Regions from separate parts of the Mus musculus genome. Here region 1 is linked to region 2. The links are chromatin contacts, found by Hi-C or POLR2A ChIA-PET in ENCODE. All regions are on one chromosome and are shown on one strand. Each heading gives the region's core, a stretch centred on a gene start or an enhancer-like site at or near the end of the contact. The rest is flanking DNA. Distances are from core to core; before and after follow the strand shown. Region 1 holds the start of Papss1 (3'-phosphoadenosine 5'-phosphosulfate synthase 1). Region 2 overlaps Sgms2 (sphingomyelin synthase 2).

Region 1 (5,696 bases), core at 538-3,037, 200 kb before region 2:
TCCATAAACTCATAAAAACCCCTGGGGCCAAACTAACCTTGCCTCTAAACTGCAATAAAACTCCTATCTTAGGCCACTCACTGTGGCCCATAAAAACATATGCCCTTAACAATCAGTTGCCATGGGCAACTGCAAAGCAAGCCCTGAGCCCCATGGTTTTTTATAGCTGTCAAATATGGATCTCTACATTAGCAAATAATGTAATACATAAATGAATTAGGGCAGCAGAAGAGTTGGCTCAGCAGTTGACAGCACTCGCTCTTACAGAGGATCCCCAGAACACACACAATGGTGGCTCACAACTACCTGTAACTGCAGCCCGAAGGGGATCCTACACACCCTTCTGGAACATCAGGCGCGCACCTGGTGCATACACATACACACAGGGAAAACACTCAGACTCAAAAAATAACAAAATGATCTTTAAATAAATGACTTATAGACAGACAGTATTACTGAAACTTCTTTGAAATACTCCAATTTAGTCAACTTACCTCCCTATCCGTAAAATCCTGTTAGCAACAATAGTGATGCTGAATCGGAGTTTCAGAGCAATGGTTTCGTTGCTCTTTCACCTTCGTTATCTTCTCTACTCAGAAAGACAATCCTGAGAAGGACACACTGTTACACCCTCCAGTCACCTGAGATTCAGAGTGGAGTGACTGTCCTCAAGATCACCCAACTTACAAACAGCAAGGCGGGGGACTGGAGCCCACGCCAGGAGTCTGTCCCTTCCAACCTCCTAATCTCCCTTTTATCTCACATCCCTCTCACCTTCTAAGAAGTTAAGGTAAAGGATGAAAGAAGACAGTGAGAATTCTTGAATCTGACAGCAGACGTGGCAAATCAATGACTTCAAAAGAACACTAGCCTGAAACAGCGTTTTTTTTTTTAACTTTCTCCTGACTCACCAAGGGCAGGTGATGATTTACAAGATTAAATTAAACTTCATGATCCTGTTACCTGCGGAATAAAAGAAAAAAAAAATCCATCTAACGCTGAAGCAGGGCCTTTGCAGCCTCCAAAGTTGGATGGTCTCCAGCTTCGCGCTTACCATCTTAGCTGCCACCACCAATGAATAAACTACAGAAGTAAACGACCCTCTGAAGCCATAGCACTTGGCCAATGAAGCCAACTGGCACTCGCTGTTCAATGTTAGAAACTATTAATCTTCCCACACCTAACTGTCACCAGAAATCGAGTCTTTAAAAGTATGTCTGTGTCCGACATTCCAATTTAAAACAGAGACACAAAGAACCTCAGTCCTGCAGTCCCGATCCATGAATGACCACATTGTTATTCTCTCAGTACACTGCAACTCAGAAACGTAAAGACTCGGAGACCGACCCAAACCTGGGCCAAGCACACCCGGAACGTGCAGAGGCGCCTCCGTCTGCCTCCGCCGCAGCCCTCCGCCTCGCCAGCCTAGGGGACAGCTCCGGGCCTGGACTCGCCTTCACCGGCCGCCGCCGCCCGGGTCCCCGCCCCCGGCTCCCGCAGGATGCACGGGCAGCCCGCGGTTCCCACAGCCACCCACGCTCCCCGCGCTCCGGCCTGCGGCCACCACTCACCCAGTTCTGCGCGTTATTGCTCAGCTTGACTTTCTTGCACAGACTCCCAGGAATCTCCATGGCCGCGGAGCGCGGATGCACTGCTGCTGAGAGCCCCGGGGCCGAGCAGTGGGAGAGAGGCCGAGGGGCGGGGCGGAGCAGGGAGAAGGGGCGGGGCCTGCACCCCGGGCTCAGGCGCGCGCTGACGTGCGCTCCAGCTAGTGATCGCCTCGGCTGGAGCTAGGCATCCGAGCAGCGTGGAGGGCGGGGCGAAGCGGAGGCGCGGGGTCGAGACCTCAACATCCAATCACCAGGAGGGGCGCTTGAAGCTCCGCCTTGACCCAGGACGAGGGGCGTGGTCTGAGGGTTTGTTGAAGAGAGCCTTCAGATGCTGAGCATGCGCAGTGAGCGAGGCGGAGCGACGCCTGCAGAGCTGGGCGTGGGAGACGCTCCCTAGAGCTGAGGCTGGTAGGGGAAGAAGCTGACGTGGGCTCCTGCTGCTCTCTAGCTTTTCTTCCGCAAACACTGCACAGGCTCGATGTGTGCGCTTGTCAACTAGGCCGACTTTGAAAAAATGTTTCCCAGCCCTGCAAAAAGTAGGATTACTTAAGTGAATTCACCATTACATGTTGCTCACCGCTTTGCAATCCTACTCAGTGCACAATGTTTTTTTGACATCAACTGTATCTCATCAAGGATTAGAAAGTATTTGTAAGGTGACGCCTTTCCCACTTGGAGAGCCGCTTTCTATCAGGAAATTTCTATGCAGTGTTTGTTGCCGCTGACTAGCCACAAAGGGGCTTCTCTAGTACTTGCTACTCATAGAGGACTAAAATCCAGGTTCCCTGGTACGCAAGGCGGAATGCTCACCTATAAAGGGCATTTCCAACCACATATAGTCCATGATCAGTTCGTAAAAGAATGGGGCTGGGAGGGGGAGGCCTTCTCCAGGAGTTATAACCCTTCGCACTCATCCCCATAACTTTAAGCTCACCATAACCATAACTGCAAACATCCACAGTCTCACAAAATTTAGCTGCTTACTCCGCTACTGATGACGACCAGTGATCACACACACACACACACACACACACACACACACACACACATATCAATCAACACTTGAGGCTTACTTGCATAGCCTATTGCTAGCAAGTCAGTTCCTATTTGCTCCACTGACAAAGTCTCAAATTAATCTCCCTCCTCCACGTCTAACAGGAGTCGTCATTGCACAGATACACGCGCCACACACCACACACACACACACATACACACCACGCACACAGAGAGACGCACACAACAAGTATCACTCCTCTGCCAACCTCTCTGTTCTCAATAGTGTCAGACAGGTACTTCTAACATGCAAATCAGATCTTATTCCTCCACCATATATATAAAATGTCTTTATTGCTTGCTTGTTTTGTCTTTCTTTCTTTCTTCCTTTCTTCCTTTCTTTCTTTCTTTCTGGTTTGTTTGTTTTTGTGTTCTTGAGTCAGGATGTCTCTTTATAGCCCTGGCTGTCCTGAAATTCACTCTGTAAACCAGGCTGACCTCAAACTCGGAGATCCACCTGCCTCTCACTCCTGAGTGCTGGGATTCAAGGCGTGTTCCATCCTTTAGCTCTATCTAGGGGATTCTTAATCTAATAGTATATAGGACTGAATTTCAATACAATTCTAAATTCTGCTTATAGCAGTCACAAGAATGAGACTAAAAGACTAAAAATAAGGACAATGATAAACAAGAAAATGTGGACAAAGGCCAATCACATATATTTATGAAAATGTCATAAAGAAACCTATTCTTTTGTATGCACCTAAAAAAATAATTGTTTTCTTTTAAAAGATTCTAAGTTTCAGACTAAGGTGGTGGGGGCGGGTGCCACCCAGAACCAGCCATTTCTCAGAGAGCCCCCATTCCTGCTCAAGGGAAATAGTGCATAGATACAGCTGGAGCCATGGGAGTCCTAATTGACTAAATTGGTCCTTACAGCTAAACTCTGTTGAAGCGTTCGCCCATCAAAAAGGCCACAATGAGAAGACTAAAGGGACAGCTACAAAATAAAAGGGACAACCGAGTGTATTTAAGTTCCGGTGCTTATAAACGTATTTTAAGAACAAATCCTTGAGAGGTGCTGTTGAACCAACTTTTTACTTTGCTGTGTAGCAGTAGTGCTTTTCCAACAGTATGATAGTGCACCGTCCAGGTGTCCAAAAAGCAAGAGCCAGATGAATTCCTGATACCTAAGTCGAGCCACTGAGCATAATTTAACTGTCAAATCTTTGTGATGCAAGCTCGTGTCCTGGGCAGTAGTTTGAACACTGTTGAGTCCTGCTTTCTGATGTCATCTCAAATCCATGTTACAGAAACCTCTTCCAAGATAGGTTTTGCTATAGTTTCCCTCTTAACCAGAGACACCTGAGAGGAAGTTTTTCTTTGTACTTATAAATTATCCTGACCGTACTTCTTCCCAGTTACTCAGCACCCCCTGTGAATATGTCAACGATGCCAAGGTTTTTCTCACTTGGACTGGTGAGAGTACAGATTCTTTCTGGGTCATTTGTCCTTGGACATTTGTAAGTGGCATTTCACATTTATAAGTGGCATTTCTCTGACTGGATTTGGCTCCTTCCCCTTGCTCTTGCTCAGGTGGACTTTGTGATCTCTGGAGCTCACTTTTCAAGTCTCTCTCCCTCCATCTCTGCTGTTCTGTCTTACAGTTCCATCTCTTTAGTTCAGATAAAGTTGATCTCTGCCCTGGCTCCGCCTCCCTGGACAATGGTCGGGACAGCTAATAGGCTGGGGCTAGGACTTAGTTTACCTTCCCATTGTTACTGGAGTTTTACAGAAAGTCATTGGTTCCTATAGGCCCAGCAGGGAATCACCTGCCACAATACACCAATTTAAGTAATGCCGAAAAAGCAATGGAGATTAAGTCAGTGTGGCATGTCGGGGGAGGGGAATATATAAATCGTTATGGTAACCCCCAAGGTTTATCTTTTGGTAGTGATATGCAATTTTACCTTTAAGTAGAGGTTAAGTACAGCTTTAAGTTGGAGGCAGGGAAAAGAGTGTGGCTTAGGTGATCATTATCTCAATTCTGGTTCTGCAAGGGGACCAAAATCAGTTCTCCTTGCCTAAAGAGAACAGTCTGGTACCCATAAGATTTCTCTAGCTCCAGGGTAGTGACTACCCATCATAGATAGTTTGTTTGTTTTTTGGGGGTTTTTTGGTTTTTTTGGTTTTTTTTTTTTTTTTTTTTTTTTTTTTTGCATGTGGGATGTGGCCTATCCTTTGATGCACAACTGCTCCACCCCAGATGACTTCAGGATTAGGACAGTGGCTCCTAACCTTTGTCCCTTGAGCCTTGAAGGAAAATGAGATAGATTAGATCTCAAAGGGGTTAGATGAACATTCCTGGAGTGATTAACAGAGCTACAGGCAGAAATTAAACAGGGTAAACAGTAAAAGGGACAGACACAAAGTAAAACTAGGTATGCTAAGCTTTCAGCCTGCGTTTAGTGACCCTGTGAGCCCAGGGAGACGACCACTCCTTTTAGCAAAAGCGACGTCTAATGGGTGTTCACTATCTGATATTACTGCTCAGTCCTGCCTGCTTCCCAGGCTCGGAAAACTGTCTCCTACCTTTGTTGGGTTTTTCTAGCTGTATCAGGTGAAAGAGCATCCAGTCTCTGCTGCCTTCTCCACATAGAAGCAAAAGATGCTTTTAAAAGTCATTATGGATGTTTCTTTTGTGTGTGTGTGCCCCTTTGTAGTAATAATAGTCATTTTAAATCTTAAAATCTACCATTTCATTGCACTGCCCTAAACAATGTAACTTAGTCTCTATTAAGCTCCAGGCTTGCCCTGGTTATACAGTAAGATCTTATCTTAAGAAACAAAGCTGAGATGGATGGAGCTGGGTGATCAAGTCACTCACCACAGGCGTGCCAGCTAACAGTTCTCATGTTGTGATGTTAGTGTGATGAAACTGAACAGTAAGTAAAGAGGTGGATGGCACTGGACGGAAACTGAAACTCAGGCAAGGTGAGAGAAAACTGAAATATTTTATGCAGCCTTGTATGCAAATACATCTCTTCTGTCTGTCAGCTGACAGGGGCTCAGGAGAAGTAGCATCCACCAGAA
Region 2 (5,590 bases), core at 2,717-5,216:
ACTGGCTGCCCTTCCAGAGGTCCTGAGTTCAATTCCCAGCAACCACATGGTGGCTCCCAACCATCTGTAATGTGATCTGATGCCCTCTTCTGGTGTGTCTGGAGAAAGTGACAATGTACTCACATAAAATAAAAAATATAATAAAATAAAAAACAGTATAAAAAAAAAAAAAAAAAAAGGAACACTGTCTGGTCTTCCAGAAGACTCAGGTGTGATTCCCAGCAACCACATAGTGACTTACTACTATCTATAATTCCAGTTCTATCCATATCCTCTCTGGCCTCCACAGACCACAGATACTGCATGCACCTGGTGCACAGACATACATGCACGTAGACTACCCATACACATAGAGTGAAAATAAAGGTTAAAAACAACAGAGATGCTATCTTACCCTTTCATGTTGTTGTTGTTGTTGTTTTAATTTATGTTGAGGATTGATCCTCTGGTCTCATACATGCTACCTGTTACTCTACCACTAAGCTACATTCATGACCCTAAGAATTTCCATGTTTTGTCATCTCTCAGTCTTTTGGTAAAGGTCAGATGAGGAGGTTATGTTTTCAGTAGTCAAGAGCAACGGTTTTGGATGCTCAGCCATCCGCTAGCTTGGTTTTGCAGGTTGTTGGCTACGTTTCTTATTGCTGAGATCAAACGCCGGGCAAGAAGCTCACTAACAAAAGGGTTTATTTTAGTTGATGGGGAGACATCCCATTATAGCAGGGAAGGCACAGGAGCACGATGGAGGATGGGGGAGGGAGACGAATGAGAGAGAATGAGAATTACTGATGCCCAACACTTTCTCCTTTTTATTCAGTTTGAGGACCCCAGTTCATATTGTGGGTCTTCAGAGTCGGCCTTCCCTCTTCCATTCTGGAGATGTCACCATAGACACACTCAGAATCTTGTACCCAGTGTGATTCGGAATGTAGTCAGTGAAGATTAATCATAGCAGTTAGCAGTGAGTGACACTGTGGCGGCCACCACTTCCAGGGTTTTACACATGTTACCTCATGGTTTTCACAACAGACTTATTGGGTAGCCACTCTACTCTTGGTTCCACTTCTGACCTCAAGGTGACTGTCCCCAGTATTAAGTGACTTGCTAGACTATGACAGGATAGGGTTTGAGTTCAAGTCTTCCTTGCTTACCAGCTGAACCATTAGCCAACAGTCTTTCCTGAGCCATACACGTGTTAATATCTCACAGGTACTGCAGGAAACTGGTTAGACGTAGACTCATGTGTTTCTTTATTCTTTAATGTAACAATGATCTAATGGCCATGTCCAGAATCATATTTGGGAGTTCTGTAAAACACAAAATGGAGAATGTTACCCCCAGAACCCATTATTCTTTGGTTAAAATTCAAATGTCTTTTCTTCTGGGTTCCCTACGATCCAGACTTACTCATTACAGCCAAGTTGACTTGCCTACTGTTTGCAAACATATAACTCCCCCTGTGCACACACTATCCCTTCCGTTTCAGACCATCCCTCACTCAACAGCATAATTCCTCTTCATCCTTCAGATCTGAGTTGAAAAAGCCTTTCTTCCAGGAAGCCTTCCCTGAACTTTCTGAACAAGGTCGTGTCCTTGGCTCTGTGTTGCTATAGCCCTCAACTTTTTGATTACCCAGACGTTTATCTCCCTGTGTGATAGGGAATTGTATATTTTTCTCAGTTCTTCTGCAGGCTCTGTGAAACAGGGGGTAAAGGCTATCTGGTTCACCTGGCCACAATGGAAAGATGCCTAAGTGAAGGTTAAATACTGTTTCAAAGCAAGACAGTCTGTGCTCATTTGGATCTCGAGGTATACAGGCAACAAATGGTTCACTGTCATAGACAGGGCTCTGTGCACATGTGACGAGGAGGAGTCCCCAGCCAATCATAGAAAGGAAATTCTTTTAAAGTCTTTATGAAGCAGGTACCAACACATTCATGAGTTTAAATTAGGTGTCTGCAGGCAAATTCATCTCTTAAAGTCCAAACTCAGAGAAACTAAAGTCCTGAGCTTTCAAGTCCCAGCAATACACATGGACCTAAACACTTTTTTCTTTAGGGCCACAAGGAGTCCACCTGTCAACTGTTAACTCTATTCAAAGAAAATTTGCTTTAGACAAGATTAAGAACTTTAAAATATTTAGGGAATAATTCATACCCTTTATATCTTGCTAACAAGTTTAAATGCAATCAGTTTGGGATCATAAGAGTACTCTTTTCTTAAATAATCTATTGTTTTAATATGTCTTTTGAAAGAACACTGTTTTGAAGATGATAAAGGTTTAATATGATGCTTAAGGTGATCAGATCTAAAAACATGCATACAATCAATTCTAAACAAGTCTGTATTTATATATTTATTCATAAACATATATGTGTGTGTGTGTGTGTGTGTGTAACAATAATAATTAAAAAGAGGCCATGAATTTGAGAGGGGGCCATAGGAGGTGTTGGTGGGGGAATTTATGAAATTAACATTTTAATTAAAAATTGCTACTTAAGTCTATACTTGTATAGCTGTTAAAAATAAGTCAAGTCCATATTACCCTTAGAGTGATTATTAGGACCTGTGGATATAAGGAATACTGAAAACCCAGTATTAGAATGAAAATTATGGGGCAAGAAGAAAAAGGTTTTAAATTGCTTTTGTATCCTTCCATCCAAAAATGCTAAATAAATTTAGGATCTAGGGCTTTTCCACAGACACAAAGCTTACATCTTACTCTGTTGTATGTGTCTAAATAGATTCACCGAAATTGAGGACATTCAAATGAAACAAAACCCAGAATACTCAAAACAGAAACTTAAAAATAGAAAAACAAACAAAAACATCCAAGCCCATTCATGTATCTATGTTTTCAGGTTAAAAAAATAGCAATTTTTGAATATTAAATAACCAGGAAATGGAGAATCTAACAAAAAAGGAGGAAGAATGGATATGATCATATGTCATGGTATCCACGTTCAAAGAGTATTTTTTTAACTACAAGAAAAGTCAAACACTGTTGGAGCCTTATGGGACTCAGGCTCGGAGCGTTTGGGGTGGGGGTGGGGGCTGAAGATCCCTGTTCATCCAGGGTTTTGTGGACCAGGTGAGCACTGTGCAGTGTTCCCTGCTAGCATCCCTAGCTTCTACAGGAACCCAACTACATCCTCCATCCCGAATCCCAAGACAAAATTAACAAAATGGCTTTAGCCAGCTGTGCCACCCAAATGGTATTTGAGGGCGAGAAGTCTCTTAGTTCCAAAGCTGCTCACCATTGTATCCCACAATTCTTGATATAAGGGGGAAAAAGTGAAATCTTGTTTCTGGTCTGGGACGGATTCCACCAAGTGACTCAGTCTTCTTACAAAAAAAAAAAACAAAAACAAAAAGGAAAAGCTTTTTTGCCTATGAGGTCAGGATTAATTAGTCACTACCGTTTGGGAGTGTGCTGTGTTTACTGAGTTATGAGAGAGAAATTCACTGGTAAATTCGTGACCAAAAGGGGACTTCCTCACTCTGTAGAATTCCGCTCGCTCTCCCGGGAAGAGCAGGAATCCTGTCTCCTGTTCCAGTCTCGCCTTTCCTTCTGCTCTGAGGAATGGGTGTATTCTCCGTACGTACGTACTTACGTGCGTACGTATGCCATACCCCCTTTGAATTCTCTCGACCTAAAGGGAATGCCGAAGGAGCCCCCACTACCAGTGAGGAAAGTTGGGGGAAAGGGTCTGGGTTAAGCATTAATCCAAGAATCAGTGTGCAGCCGGGGAGAAGGTCACACTGGGTAAATAATCAGCTGTACCTGGGCTGAGCTGCCTTTTCCACTGCCAAACACAAACCTTCCGGTTACTAGGCAACGGCCGTGACTCGCACCCTGAATACTTCACTACAATGAAATGTCCAGCCCCCACATTTCCAGGAAATGCCCTTCTTTTAAGTCACTGGGGACCTGGGCGAACAGTCACTCAGGGTATCAGGTACCTTAGCCTGCCACTTGTCAGTGCCTGAGGGATGTAAGCTTAGGACAAACACAGATGTGCTGACCTGACCGTGAGAAGGAAGAGCGGAGTGGGGAAAAGCTGTACAGTGAATCACCTCCTTCACAGAATGACCCACGGGAGATGAAATCCATTGCCTTTAGAGAGGGAAAAGCGCACACTCCTAATCACTAAAATAGCCCAAGGTCCCAGAAGGTCACACCGTAACTTAGTGGCGGAGAGATAGGCTCTGGATCCAGATAGCTTCTATCGCTGTGATAGATATCTGAGGTTAGCTTGTCACTCCTCAGATGTGGACAGATAGCACCTGCCAGGTGAAGTGGCTGTGGGTGTTGACACCAATAATCAGGAAGTGCTAGAGCGGCCAAGCAGCTGTTATTCTGTGTACGCTGGGGAAGGGACATCTGGCCTCCAGGGAGGCCCAGCTAAATTAGGTAGAAAGGCACGGAAGGAAGGCACAGATAAGTGGGACCATATAGGAAGATATGAGAATCCTGATTACAGAAATTGTAACTAAACCACTTCATTTCTGAGGCTCTCCAGAATTCCATACTTTGCAAATCGGATGTTGAAAAGCCACATTAGCACTACACCGTGAGAATTTGTCTCGTGACTCCTAACATAAGAAGAAAGCAGCTTTCGTTTTTTTACTTCTTTTTCATACCACAGGCTACATCACAAATTTTTTTTGTAGAATTTATAATGGGACATGTAATTATACAAAGTAGCCACATGAAATTCTGGGAGCTTCTATCTGACGGATATGCAAATAAGCAGACGTGACCGACTCCAGGTTCTTCGGGGTCTTAACAAAATGTAGGATGATTCCAGTCTGCATGTGTATGGGCAGTACTTTCAGCGGCCGCCGTAGGTCCTCAGTAGAGTGCTTGGCTAGAGGCCAGCGACTGCATCGTTGTAAAACATGGAGTCTACCCTCTCAGCTCGGAACTAGTAGGAAAGAGAAGCCCGAGTAAGTAGCGAGCCGGGACGCTTTGTGGGACTGTGAACAGGTGCATGATGGCAGAGGGGAGGTCAGATGTTAAGGGATCCTGTGGGTACAGTGTGACTCACCTGGGGCCAGGAGTTCAGATGGACCAGAAGATGTTCTGTGTCTAAGACCTGTGGGAGCCATGACACATGAAGGCAGAATGAGGAGTGGTGGGTGAGCCTTTCTTCCCGCTGAACCCGCATCAGGGTCTGTTGCGTCTGGGTGGGGCTGGTGAGCTTTGGGTCCTACCACTTTCTTAAGGAAGTGGTAGGACCCAAAGCCCATTGAGGACCCTGCTTCTGGGAGCTGCCCCCAAGCCAGACATCATGAGTTGAGTTAGCCAGACATCTCGTTTGGCTGTAAACACAGAAGCACACTTTCTTGTTCAGTAGCTATGGAGACATTTTTTTTTTTCTTTCTATTTTGTTTTGAAGCAGGGTCTCATCTAGCTAGGGCTGGCCTTGAACCCCTCCTGTTCCTACCTCTGCTTGCCAAGTGCTAGGATTACAGGCAAATGGATGGAAAGACAAATTATTAAAAATCAGGCAAATTATCACACATTTTCTTCATGCAGATTCTAGATTTTATATACATACATACATACATAGATGGATGTTAGTTT

What was found. Hi-C counts contacts between places; a loop is a spot of excess contacts on that map. ChIA-PET counts read pairs that join two places held with the same protein, here RNA polymerase II (POLR2A).
Region 1: POLR2A ChIA-PET joins it to region 2 with 54 read pairs in Patski. The contact joins the promoter of Papss1 here to the enhancer-like site in region 2. A Hi-C loop is called at or near these places in 1 of 37 maps with a recorded cell type or tissue (T-helper 17 cell). POLR2A ChIA-PET finds 5 or more read pairs at or near these places in 2 of 5 experiments (Patski and embryonic stem cell).

Annotation. Positions count from the first base shown.
Region 1 is chr3:131,560,859-131,566,554 of GRCm38, reverse strand. Papss1 (3'-phosphoadenosine 5'-phosphosulfate synthase 1) reads right to left here and starts at 1,787. Exons shown (of 12, transcript NM_011863.2): 1 at 1,572-1,787. The coding sequence starts at 1,631.
Region 2 is chr3:131,363,092-131,368,681 of GRCm38, reverse strand. All of the region lies in intron 1 of Sgms2 (sphingomyelin synthase 2), which reads left to right. Among named protein-coding and RNA genes, the nearest start is that of Cyp2u1, 63 kb to the right of the region's middle. Within about 2 kb of position 3,966, at least 1 of the 3 ENCODE cell types and tissues checked has a DNase peak (open chromatin) inside an H3K27ac peak, as active enhancers do.